Linked DNA regions of Homo sapiens: region 2 is linked to region 1. Evidence: chromatin contacts called from ENCODE Hi-C or POLR2A ChIA-PET data. All regions are on one chromosome and are shown on one strand. Each heading gives the region's core, a stretch centred on a gene start or an enhancer-like site at or near the end of the contact. The rest is flanking DNA. Distances are from core to core; before and after follow the strand shown. Region 1 overlaps PHEX (phosphate regulating endopeptidase X-linked). Region 2 has its middle 100 kb from the start of PTCHD1.

What was found. Hi-C counts contacts between places; a loop is a spot of excess contacts on that map. ChIA-PET counts read pairs that join two places held with the same protein, here RNA polymerase II (POLR2A). Pooled maps may share reads with other maps.
Region 2: a loop to region 1 is called in a map of sigmoid colon, with 4 times the contacts of the local background. The contact joins two enhancer-like sites. A Hi-C loop is called at or near these places in 1 of 168 maps with a recorded cell type or tissue (sigmoid colon) and 5 of 50 pooled maps. POLR2A ChIA-PET finds 5 or more read pairs at or near these places in 1 of 52 experiments (activated naive CD4-positive, alpha-beta T cell).

What each region holds. Positions count from the first base shown.
Region 1 is chrX:22,134,658-22,140,111 of GRCh38, reverse strand. All of the region lies in intron 12 of PHEX (phosphate regulating endopeptidase X-linked), which reads right to left. Among named protein-coding and RNA genes, the nearest start is that of PHEX-AS1, 36 kb to the left of the region's middle. Within about 2 kb of position 3,736, at least 12 of the 41 ENCODE cell types and tissues checked have a DNase peak (open chromatin) inside an H3K27ac peak, as active enhancers do.
Region 2 is chrX:23,433,078-23,437,851 of GRCh38, reverse strand. No RefSeq gene overlaps it. Among named protein-coding and RNA genes, the nearest start is that of PTCHD1, 100 kb to the right of the region's middle. Within about 2 kb of position 3,316, at least 6 of the 41 ENCODE cell types and tissues checked have a DNase peak (open chromatin) inside an H3K27ac peak, as active enhancers do.

The DNA.
Region 1 (5,454 bases), core at 2,487-4,986:
GCCCCAGACCAGCAGCATCAGAATTGCCTGAGAACTTGTCAGAAATGCAAATATCCAGGCTCCACCTTAGCACTACTGAATCAGAAATTCTAGGGGTGGGGCTGGCAATTGGTGTTTTAACAAGCCCTTCAGATGGCACTGATGCATGCTCAAGTGTGAGAATGAATGACCTAAAGCATCCCCCTAAATGACATTTACATGAGGCTCTAGAGCATGGAAAATCACTCCGGTAAGATATCACATGTACTATGCCTTTAATAAATATATGTTGGCTGGGTGTGGCAGTGGCTCACACTGTAATCCCAGCATTTTGGGAGGCTGTAGCTGGCGGATCGGTTGAGGCCAAGAGTTTGAGACCAGCCTGGGCAACACAGTGAGATCCCATCTCTACCAAAAAAAAAAAAAAAAATTAAGAAAACCACTTAGCTGGATGTGGGGGCACACACCTATAGTTCCAGGTACTCAGAAGGCTAAGGTGGGTGGGGGCACACACCTATAGTTCCAGATACTCAGGAGGCTAAGGTGGGTGGATCGCTTGAGCCCAGGAGTTTCAGGCTGCAGTGAGCTATGATTGTAACACTGCACTCCAGCCTGGGCAACAGAGCGAGACTTTAACTCGAAAAAATAAATAGATATATGCATCAAACTCCCACTTATACCAGATATTTACTTTTGTGTTTAAAATATATATCACAACGACAATACTGAATTTGTTCAAAACCACAAAATCCAAAATCCAGAGAAAAGAAATGCATCCCCTCCAACACCCTCTCAGCAGGGGCTGCTCACAAATATCCCTCCTCTCACCGTCTGGTCCAGCCAAAGCCTCCCCTCCCAGAGGCACAGCAGTTTGGACCAAACGGCTGACAACTTGGGGAGCCTTTCTCATGCTCCAGGCATTCTTATAAGTACTTTAGGCACAGTGGCTCTTTTAATCCTCATAACAAATCTTCTGAGACAGGGACCAATCTCCCCAGTTTATGGATGTGAAAACTGAGGGTGGAAGAAGTTAAGTAATTTCCAAAGGGTCATACAGTCAATAAGGTGTAGAAGTTGGCTTGGAAACTAGGCAGTCTCTCACCTGTCTATACTCCTGACCTCTATACCATACTTCCTGTTGAGGCCAGTGAGAGGAAAGAGATACAAGTATGAAGGCCGCCATCTTGGCCTGCATGTGTGTGAGAGAGACATAGAGCCAAAGAGAAGGGACAAGCTCGGGAAGGTGGCACATGGGAGGGAGCCACAGCCCGCGGTTTCCATGCTGGTCTACCAGTCACTGTCCCTGGTGAGCCCTGGAGTGGATGCCAGACGCAGGGTGACTGCATTCTTGAGCGGTTATGCAAATGTGCTAGAATCTGTAACTGGAAAGGGCAGGAGACAGTTTGATGAAAGCCCTTCTGTTTCTTTTCTCCTACGAAACAATTTAAAATGCACAGTGAGGTGAAGCAGGAGTGAAGGTATCAAGGGGAAGTGACAGCCAGATGCAGAGTTGGGATTAGTAAGGAAGGAAGAGGAAGACTTGCCACAAGGCTGCAAGACAGGGTGTGGGAACACCACAGAGGAAGAGAGAAAGGGGCAGAGTAGGCACTTCCCAAGTAAGGCACCCTCACATGTCATGTTTGAGCTCCCCTAGACTCCCAGGACCCCTTTCGTCTCCATCACGTTACCTAACACTTCTCCTGGTCTGCCCTGCATCCATGGCCTCCTGTTCTCTCCTAGGAGCCTGAAGGCCCCCGCAGAAAAGGGACTGTGGCTGCTCATCTCTGAGTCCGAATCCCGGCTCAGCACCTGGCATGCTGTTGGTGTGCTAGAAATGTTTGTGGCATTGAGTCTGCTGAAGCAGTGCTAGCAACCAGACTCGGTGAAATGTGCTGTTGCCTTACAGGCAAGGAAGCACTGGGAAAGCGTATACCCCCAGGGGCTGTGTCCTAGTTGGGAATCCCCCAGAAACAGACTCTAAGACAAGGATTCAAGTGCGAGCAGTTCATTTGGGCAGCAAAAGAAACACTGGTAGGAGAAAGAGGAAATATGTAGAGAAAGAAAGGCAGTCAGCAACGAGTATCTTAGCTAGTATAATAGCTCTAGCCCATTGGAAAAGCTCCCAGAGCCCATGTGGAACACGCACTAGAGGGATGAGGGAGCGGGGGCCACACACAGCAACTCCCATCAACTGTTGGGTGAGGACTTCTGAGGAAGGTGTGGTCATTCCCCGTCCTTTGGGCCCTCTTTATGAGTAGCAAAGCAGGCTGTAGCAGGGAGAGAATGCTCTTGGCCAAAATGCAGGAGGCTGCAGTTGGAAGTCAGGCAGGTGTGCTGTGAAGTGGTAAGGACAAGACAGGGGTTCCCAACCCTTTTCACGCAGCAGAATCACCAGGTAAAACACAAGGCACTGAGCCCTACTCCCAGAGCTCAGCAGGTGGGGATGTGAAAATTTGCATCTCTAATGAGTTCCCAGGGACCACTGCTGCTACTGGTCTGGAACCACACCTTGAGAACCACCAGGCTCCGGATATAAGCAGAGCCCTGACCGCATACCTGGGAGAAGTCCAGTACCTAGGCCTGGTAGAGCTTAGAGACAAAGCCAAAGAAGTGGGCTACACCTCTGTTTCGCCCTCTGCAAGAAAACTCTCACCACCTCACTCAAAGCCTGTGTGTGAGAGTCACATGCCAATAAATTTAGGACCATTCAGCCGACTTCTCTGCACCTGCTGTGGCCAAGGTTAAGGCCACTCCCTCAGAGCATCATTAGGATGCCACCTCCCTGTGAGTCCCATCCTGCTATTTTTCTTTGGATGTGACCTGACAAACTTAGGTCCCAGGGGCAAAGAGCACAAACAAACAAATAATTCCGAAGGGATCCAGCTTTTTGGCTATATAGTCAAATCCAGCTGGAGATAAGCCAAGCTCAGGAAGTTGCTCCTCCTGATCTGACGCTCTCCTGCCAGGTCTCAGTCAGAATCCTGATGTAGCGACCTTGAGATCCTCCTCTTCTACTCTGGCAAGGGCAAATCCTCCAGAAGACACCCCTAAAATCATTATTTTATCACCTGACACTCATTCAACAGCTGTGGTCACCAGAAAAATAACAGATGCCCTGTCCTTTGCTGCTTATTTACAATAAGAGCACATGCTTGCAGGGAACAGAGAATCCTAAACAAAAAGCGGTGCTTATTTCACGATACTAAATTTCCACTTGAAACCTACACCATCAGTTTCACAATACAAAAACTACTCGTGACCTCTTAAGAGATGAGCAGGAAAAGGCAGGGAGACAGAGAAAACAAATTTACCCTTCACGGGAGCAGAGGCATCCTCATTTATCTTTTACAGTGAACACCCCTAGCAAAGAGTACAACAAAGCCACATCCACACACTTCCATTTTGAGACGAGGTCATTGCTACAAAAGCCAAGGTATTAGGCCTCAGAACACTGCAGCTTTCTGTACCTGCCCGGTTCAGGAGGTCGGTCACTATGGAATGCTGAGGTTAACACTTCTTAGGAGGCTCTGTAATTAGCTGCGGTCCAGAGCTTCATGGTGAGGGAAAGAAAAGCTTCTCCCTTTCACAAATCAGAACATTTTTCCAGCTTTCCCAATGGGTTGCCAAGTGACTCAGCATTGGCCCAGTGTGGGCACTATTATTGATGAGAAATCTTCCGCCTGGGTGATACACTGCATACAACACATGCCCAAAGAACAGTGCCAAGTCATACCAGGAAGAGCAGGCGAGTTATTCACCTCCACTTCAAATGCAGGCAAATCCTTTCTTAATGCAGGGGCTACTCAGTATCAGAAAGACAAAACCCTAAGATAGTGGGAGATTTCCATCTAAGATTCAAGGAATTATTAGGCAAAGTCTCTCCTTTCTTGTTGACTATTAAAAGGCAATCAAATCGAGGACAGCAGAGAAAAAGGGCAAGAAATTTTTTTTTTTTCAAAAACAACGCCGGAGTAGAAAGCTGCATAAAAGCTTTCAACGCCGCTAGTGTTCTTTGTGAGTACCACGAGCTCCACCCAGAGGTCATTTTAAGAACTGCATGTTCATTTAATTTTGAGGGGAAAAAAAAAAAAAAAATTTACATCTTCTGGGGTCCAGGAAAGGACCCACTTCAAAGAACTGCTGAAATTGCTTCAACAACATCCATCTTTCTTGCATTTCGTTAAAGAAACTTCTCTGAACTCTGAAATGCAAGATACAGTCGGGGAACTTTGTGAGATCCAATTTGCCTTTGATATTTGTACCTGTCGTGGAACTAGCAGAGTTCCTGGCAGGTTGAACTCAGCTCAAAGAAAGCAGAGTGTTCAAAGAACGCTTTTAGAAGAAAAACTGACAGCTCTCATTGAAATAAAATAGAAGACTGGAGAGCAACTCGGGAGGCAAACAGGAACATGTCTAATATTAGAAGAACTGAGAATAGTCCTGCTTCAAGAAGGACCCATGGGCCACTTGCCGAGAAGGGCCAACTGTGAGGCACCCACTCCCTTATGCCACTCAGAAGAGCTCCCTGAGGCAACTGCAATCCACACTGCTCAAAGAACTGACTGCACTTCCCAGAACATTCCCCTGGCATCCAGCTATTCATAACACATTACCCCCAACACCTATACATACACACACACTCCACCCCACCCTCCACCCTGGTGGTCCTGTACTAATTCATGCAAGCACCTCTTCGGTTCATGTGGGGTCAGGCGAGGATAAAGAGCCCTTAATACACTAAGCGCTCAACTGCCCAGGGCAAGACACATCCTGTTCCACATACCACAAGCTAGCTCAGCAAATAAATGAAGCCTTCATAAAACAACAATATGTTGGTGTTGAAAGTTGTCTACCATCTGGAGAGTTTCCCATCACAGCCCATGTGCTCTTGCCTTCATCAGCCTGTGCCTTATGTGACTGAGGACAGCTTTGACAGATTTTTGAAGGGGAAACAAAAAATCAAACCTACTCTTTGTCTTCCTCCAACGCTGCCTTGCCACCCACCATCCCAGTTCTTCCTTCATTATAAACACTGAACAAACGCCTTTTCACATCTACTGACAAAAGTATCTATGGCAATGTTTATCCATCTCCAGTACCATGAGTTTAAAGCACTAGAAAATATCCTTGCTAAAACTCTACGTGTTCTCATTTCAACAAGGTTAAGCATTCCCAGAACGCTGAGGCAAAAATATTTGTGCTCAGTATGACTCAGTATGACTCCAGGCAGTGTTTCCCCAGACCTGCCTAGTGATAACAATCACCCGGAGACTGGCTAAAGTGACAGCTGTTCAGCCTGCATCCATGATCCATTAACCCAGGCCTTGCTGGGAAGGGGCCCAGAAAGCCAGAGCGTCCAGGCAACCCAGGTGATTGTTATACTCAGGAAGCTTTCAAAAATACCTCTAGATACAAGAAATGCTCAGCTGCAGAGAAGCATCCATCAAGAGTCTAGCAGGTATGCTCCACCCACTT
Region 2 (4,774 bases), core at 2,067-4,566, 1.3 Mb before region 1:
TTTCCAAGATACAATGAGGGGGCATAGGCATTGGGTAAACATTCCCATTCCAAAAGGGAGAAAGAGGCCAAAAGAAAGGGGCTACAGGCTCTATGAAAGTTTGAAACCCAACAGGGTAGTCATTAACTCTTAAAGCTCCAAAATAATCTTCTTTGACTCCATGTCCAACATCCAGGGCACACTGGTGCAAGGAGTAGGTTCCCAAGGCCTTGGACAGCTCCACTCCTGTGGCTTTGCTAGATACAGCCCCCATGGCTGCTCTCACACATTGAGTGACTGTGGCTTTTCCCAGTGCAGGGTGCAAGCTCCCAGTGGATCTACCATTCTGGGATCTGAAGGATGGTGGCCCCCTTCTTACAGCACCACTAGGCAATGCCCCAGTAGGGACTCTGTATGGGGGCTCCAATCTCATATTTCTCCTTGGCATTTCCCTAGTAGAGGTTCTCTGAAGAGGCTCTGCGCTTGTAGCAGTCCTCTGTCTGGGCACCCAGGCTTTTCCATTTATCCTCTGAAATCTAGGTGGAGGGTGCCAAGTGTTCTTCATTCTTGCATTCTGCATGCCTACAGGCTAAACACCATGTGGAAATCAGCAAGGCTTATGGCTTACATTCTCCAAAGTGGCAGCCTGAGCTGTACCTGGTCCCCTTTGAGCCAAGGCTGGAGTTAGAATGGCGGGATGCAAGTAGCAGACTCCCAAGGCTGAACAAAGGTAGCAGGGCCTTGGGCCTGCCCCAAGAAGCCATTCTTCCTTTCCAGGCCCCTGGGGCTGTGGGGGGGGAGGTTGCCACAAAGTCTTGGAAATGCCTTCCTGGCCTTTTCCCCATTGTTTTAGATAAGAGTACTTAACTCCTTTTTAGCTATGCAAAATTTTCTAGCAAGTGGTTGCTCTGAAGCCTGCTTGAATTTCTCTCCCCAGAAAGCTTCTTCTTTGTTTGCCACACAGCTAGGCACCCAAATTTTCAAACTTTTATTCTCTGCTTCCCTTTTAAATATAAATTCCAATTTTAAGTCCTTTCTTTGTCTGAGCGTAGGCTATTAGGAGCAGCCACCCTACTTTATGAACACTGTTGCTTGGAAATTTCTTCTGCCACATACCCTAGGTCACCACTCTCAAGCTCAAACATCCACATATCCCAAGGGCATGAACAGAATGCACACAAATTCTTTTCTAAGGCATAAGGTGTGACTTGTTCCAGTTCCCAATTAGTTCTTCTATCTGACACCTTGTTTGCCTGGATTTCACAGTCCATATCACTATCAGCATTTTGGTCAGAACCATTTAACCCAGCTTTAGGAAGTTGCAAACTTTCCCTCATCTTCCTGTCTTTTTCTGAGCCCTCCAAAGTTTCCAGCCTCTGCCTATTACCCAGTTCCAAAGTTGCTTCCACATTTTAGGTATCTTTATAGCAATGGCCAACTGCTTGGTAGCAATTCCTTGTATTAGTCATTGCATTGCTATAAAGAAATACCTGAGTCTGAGTAATGTACAAACAGGTTCATTTTTATTTATTTATTTATTTAGAGACAGGTTCTTATTATGTTGCCCAGGCTGGTCTCGAATTCCTGGGCTCAAGTGATCCTCCCACCTTGGCCTTCCAAAGTGCTGGGATTAAAGGCATGAGCCACTATGCCTGGCCAGCAAAAAGGTTTAATTGGCTCATGGTTCAGCAGGCTTTACAGGAAACATGGTGCTGGCATCTGCTCAGCTTCTTGTGAAGACTTAGGGAGCTTTCAATCATGGTAGAAGGTGAAGGAGGAATAGGTACATCAAATGGTTAAAGCAGGAGCAAGGGAGAGAGAGTTGGGGGGAGGTGCCACACACTTTTTAACAATCAGATCTCATGTGAAGTCAGAGTGAGAGCTCACTTATCACCAAGGAGATGGCCCAAGCCATTCATGAGGGATCTGGCCCCATGATCCAAACACCTCCCATCAAGCCTCAACTCCAACACTGGGGATTACATTTCAACATGAGATTTAGGCAGGGAGAAATATCCAAACTATATCAGTGTTGTAATCTAAGTTTTTGGTCTCTACACCTGTATCTGCATTAGGGGGCACCCCAAGCCCAGTAATGCTATGGCTTGTATAGACTTGGAGAGGTACTGCCTTGATCGGCTTGGATAAGATCTAGAAGAAATCTCTGGATTACCAGGCAGAGTTATTCCTAAACAGTCTCTTTCTCTGTGCTGAGCTGCCTGGAGTTGGGACAGTGGTGATAGACGCACTCCTGTGGTCACCACCACTGGGACTGTACTGAGGCCATATCTGAAGCTAGCTCGGTACTGGATCTTGTCTAAGATCTACTGTAACCACTGCCTGGCTACTGCCTATGTTTCCTCAACATCCTAAGGTTCTACAGTCAGCAAGTGGCAAAGCCAGCCAGGCTCGTGTCCTTCCATTCAGTGTTGCAAGTTCTCCCTAGCCCCAGACAGGCCCACAGATGCCATCTGGGAGCCAGGGCCTGGAATCAGAAACCTCAGGAATCTATCTATGGCTCTGTTCTTCTGTATCTGAGCTGGCACTTAAGCCACAAGACAAAGTCCTTCTCACTCTTCTCTCCTCTTTGCACAAGTAGAATCATCTCTTCCTATGGTTACCACTGCCCCAGGGCCACTGCAAGTACTGTGTAGCTACTGCTAATGTTTACTCAAGGCCCAAGTGCTTTTTAGTCAGCTTTTGGTGAATGCTGTCAGGCCTGGGACTCTCCCTTCAGGACAGTGGGTTCCCCTCTGGCCCAGGGCAAATGCAGAAATGTTGTCTAAGAGTCAAGGCCTGGAATCAGGGACCCCCAGAGTCCACTTGGTACTCTACCCCACGGCAACTGAGCTGGTACCCAACCTGCAAAGCAAAGGCCCCTTTACTTTTCCCTTTCATTTTCTCAAGCAGAAGAAGTTTCTTTGCTTAGCCACCACAGCTATGAAAGTGCTGGGTTATCCCTGAAGCCAGCATGTCTGAGTCTTATCCCAGGCCCATGGTGAATACTACAATGGCTCTTTAGTCAGCAGGCGATTAATCCTGCCAGGACTGCGTCCCTTCCTTCAAGGCAGTGGTTTTCCTTCTGGCCATGGGTGTGTGTAGAAATATCATCCCGGAGCTAGGGCTTAGAATGGGTGTATTGGAACTCTTCCCAATATCTTATCTTACTGTGGCTGAGCTGGTGTCCAAGGTTCAAGACAAAGTCCTCTTTATTCTTCCTTCTCCTCTCTTTGAGAAGGAGAAGGAAAGAGTTTTTCCCAGAGCTGTGAGCTGTGCTGCCTGGGGTTGAGGGAAGGGTGACACAAGCACTCCCTTGGCTGCCCTGGCTGATGTCTCAAGTCCACTGGCTGCAAGCCCAGCACTGCAGCAGGACTTGGCCAAGACTTGCAGTCCTTTGTGGCTTGGATTGCTTCTCAACTTTATTTAGTACCCCAGAGCATTTTAGTTGGAGCACTGAACTGCTGCTTGCCAGAACTCAGGTTTTGACCACTGGGATGGATATTTCTCCTCTGGCTAGGCCTCGCATAAATGCTCCCTCTGTGGATGCTGGCTGAATTCTGCCCTGCGTTGCTTTCCATGGTGACAGAGCAGCCCTGAGTTTCAATGCAAAGTCCCACAGTCATGTGCTCTCCCTCCTGCAAGTGCACAGATTCTCTCTTAATACCACAATGCCACTGCTAGGGGATGGGGGAGTGGTGGCATCGAGTGGTGGCAATTCAAGACTGCCTTTCCTACCCTCTTCAGTGCCTGTTTCTGTTTTATGAAATTAAAGCCAGGTACCTTGATTGCTTACCTGATTTTTGGTTCTTATGAAGGTGCTTTTTTTCTTACAAAGGTGTGGATAGTTGTTCTATTTGGTGTTCCTGTAGGGAGGATGATCATTGAAGGCTTCTGTTCAACCATCTTGCTCCTCCTTGAGTCCCAAATCTTATTAGTCTTGAGGTGTGGGTAGATGGTGTATTCTAGGACTAACAGGTCAGTGATGACCATTTAGCATGGCTAGTGTATAGCAGGCATGGAAGGAGGTGGTGTAAGTTGAGGTTGAATAGGCAGGCCAGACAGACTATAAAGTTTTGATTTTATAGGCAATGGTACATCACTCAAAGGTTTTTGCACAGAAGAGGTGTGATGGGCATGTAACTGGGAGGGAGCTAGGAGAAGACCCAGGAGTGAGTCAGCCATGGTGGGTCAATTCGAGTTTATTGCAGTAATATGGATGAGGCATCATACAGACCTAAACAAAGGCTAGGGTGGAGGGATAAGAAAGAGAGTGTATCACAATTCATGAGGCATTTCCAGTGGTTCACTGGAGCTAGCTTGTACTAGCTTGTGAGAGCTGATTCTTTACTTGTCTTCCAAATTTCATGATCAGTGTTTTCATATTAGTAGCTTAAAATTGTCTATTGTGTGAACATTTACGCTATGGAAATTGGCAAACATTGCAAATAAAGACTTTAGTTCCTTTTTCTGGAAAGCCATTTTACTAGCATACCACTATATTTAACCTCTGTTTATAGGTCATTCCACTTCGAAAGCCTTACCTTATTGCTAAACCTGGATAACGTTCATCTTTTGTGTGCCCTCATAGCATTCTACTCCTTCCACATTGTAATACTCAACACTCTATATTTTGTTTTATAAAAAATACTTTAAATTTTTATTTTAGATTCAAGGGGTACATGTGCAGGTTTGTTACATGGGTATGTTGTCTGATGTTGAGGTTTGGCACAGCAGCCTATTGCTGCCACCACTGGTGCCTGAAGACTGGCCTACCTGGCATCCTACTACCCAGCAA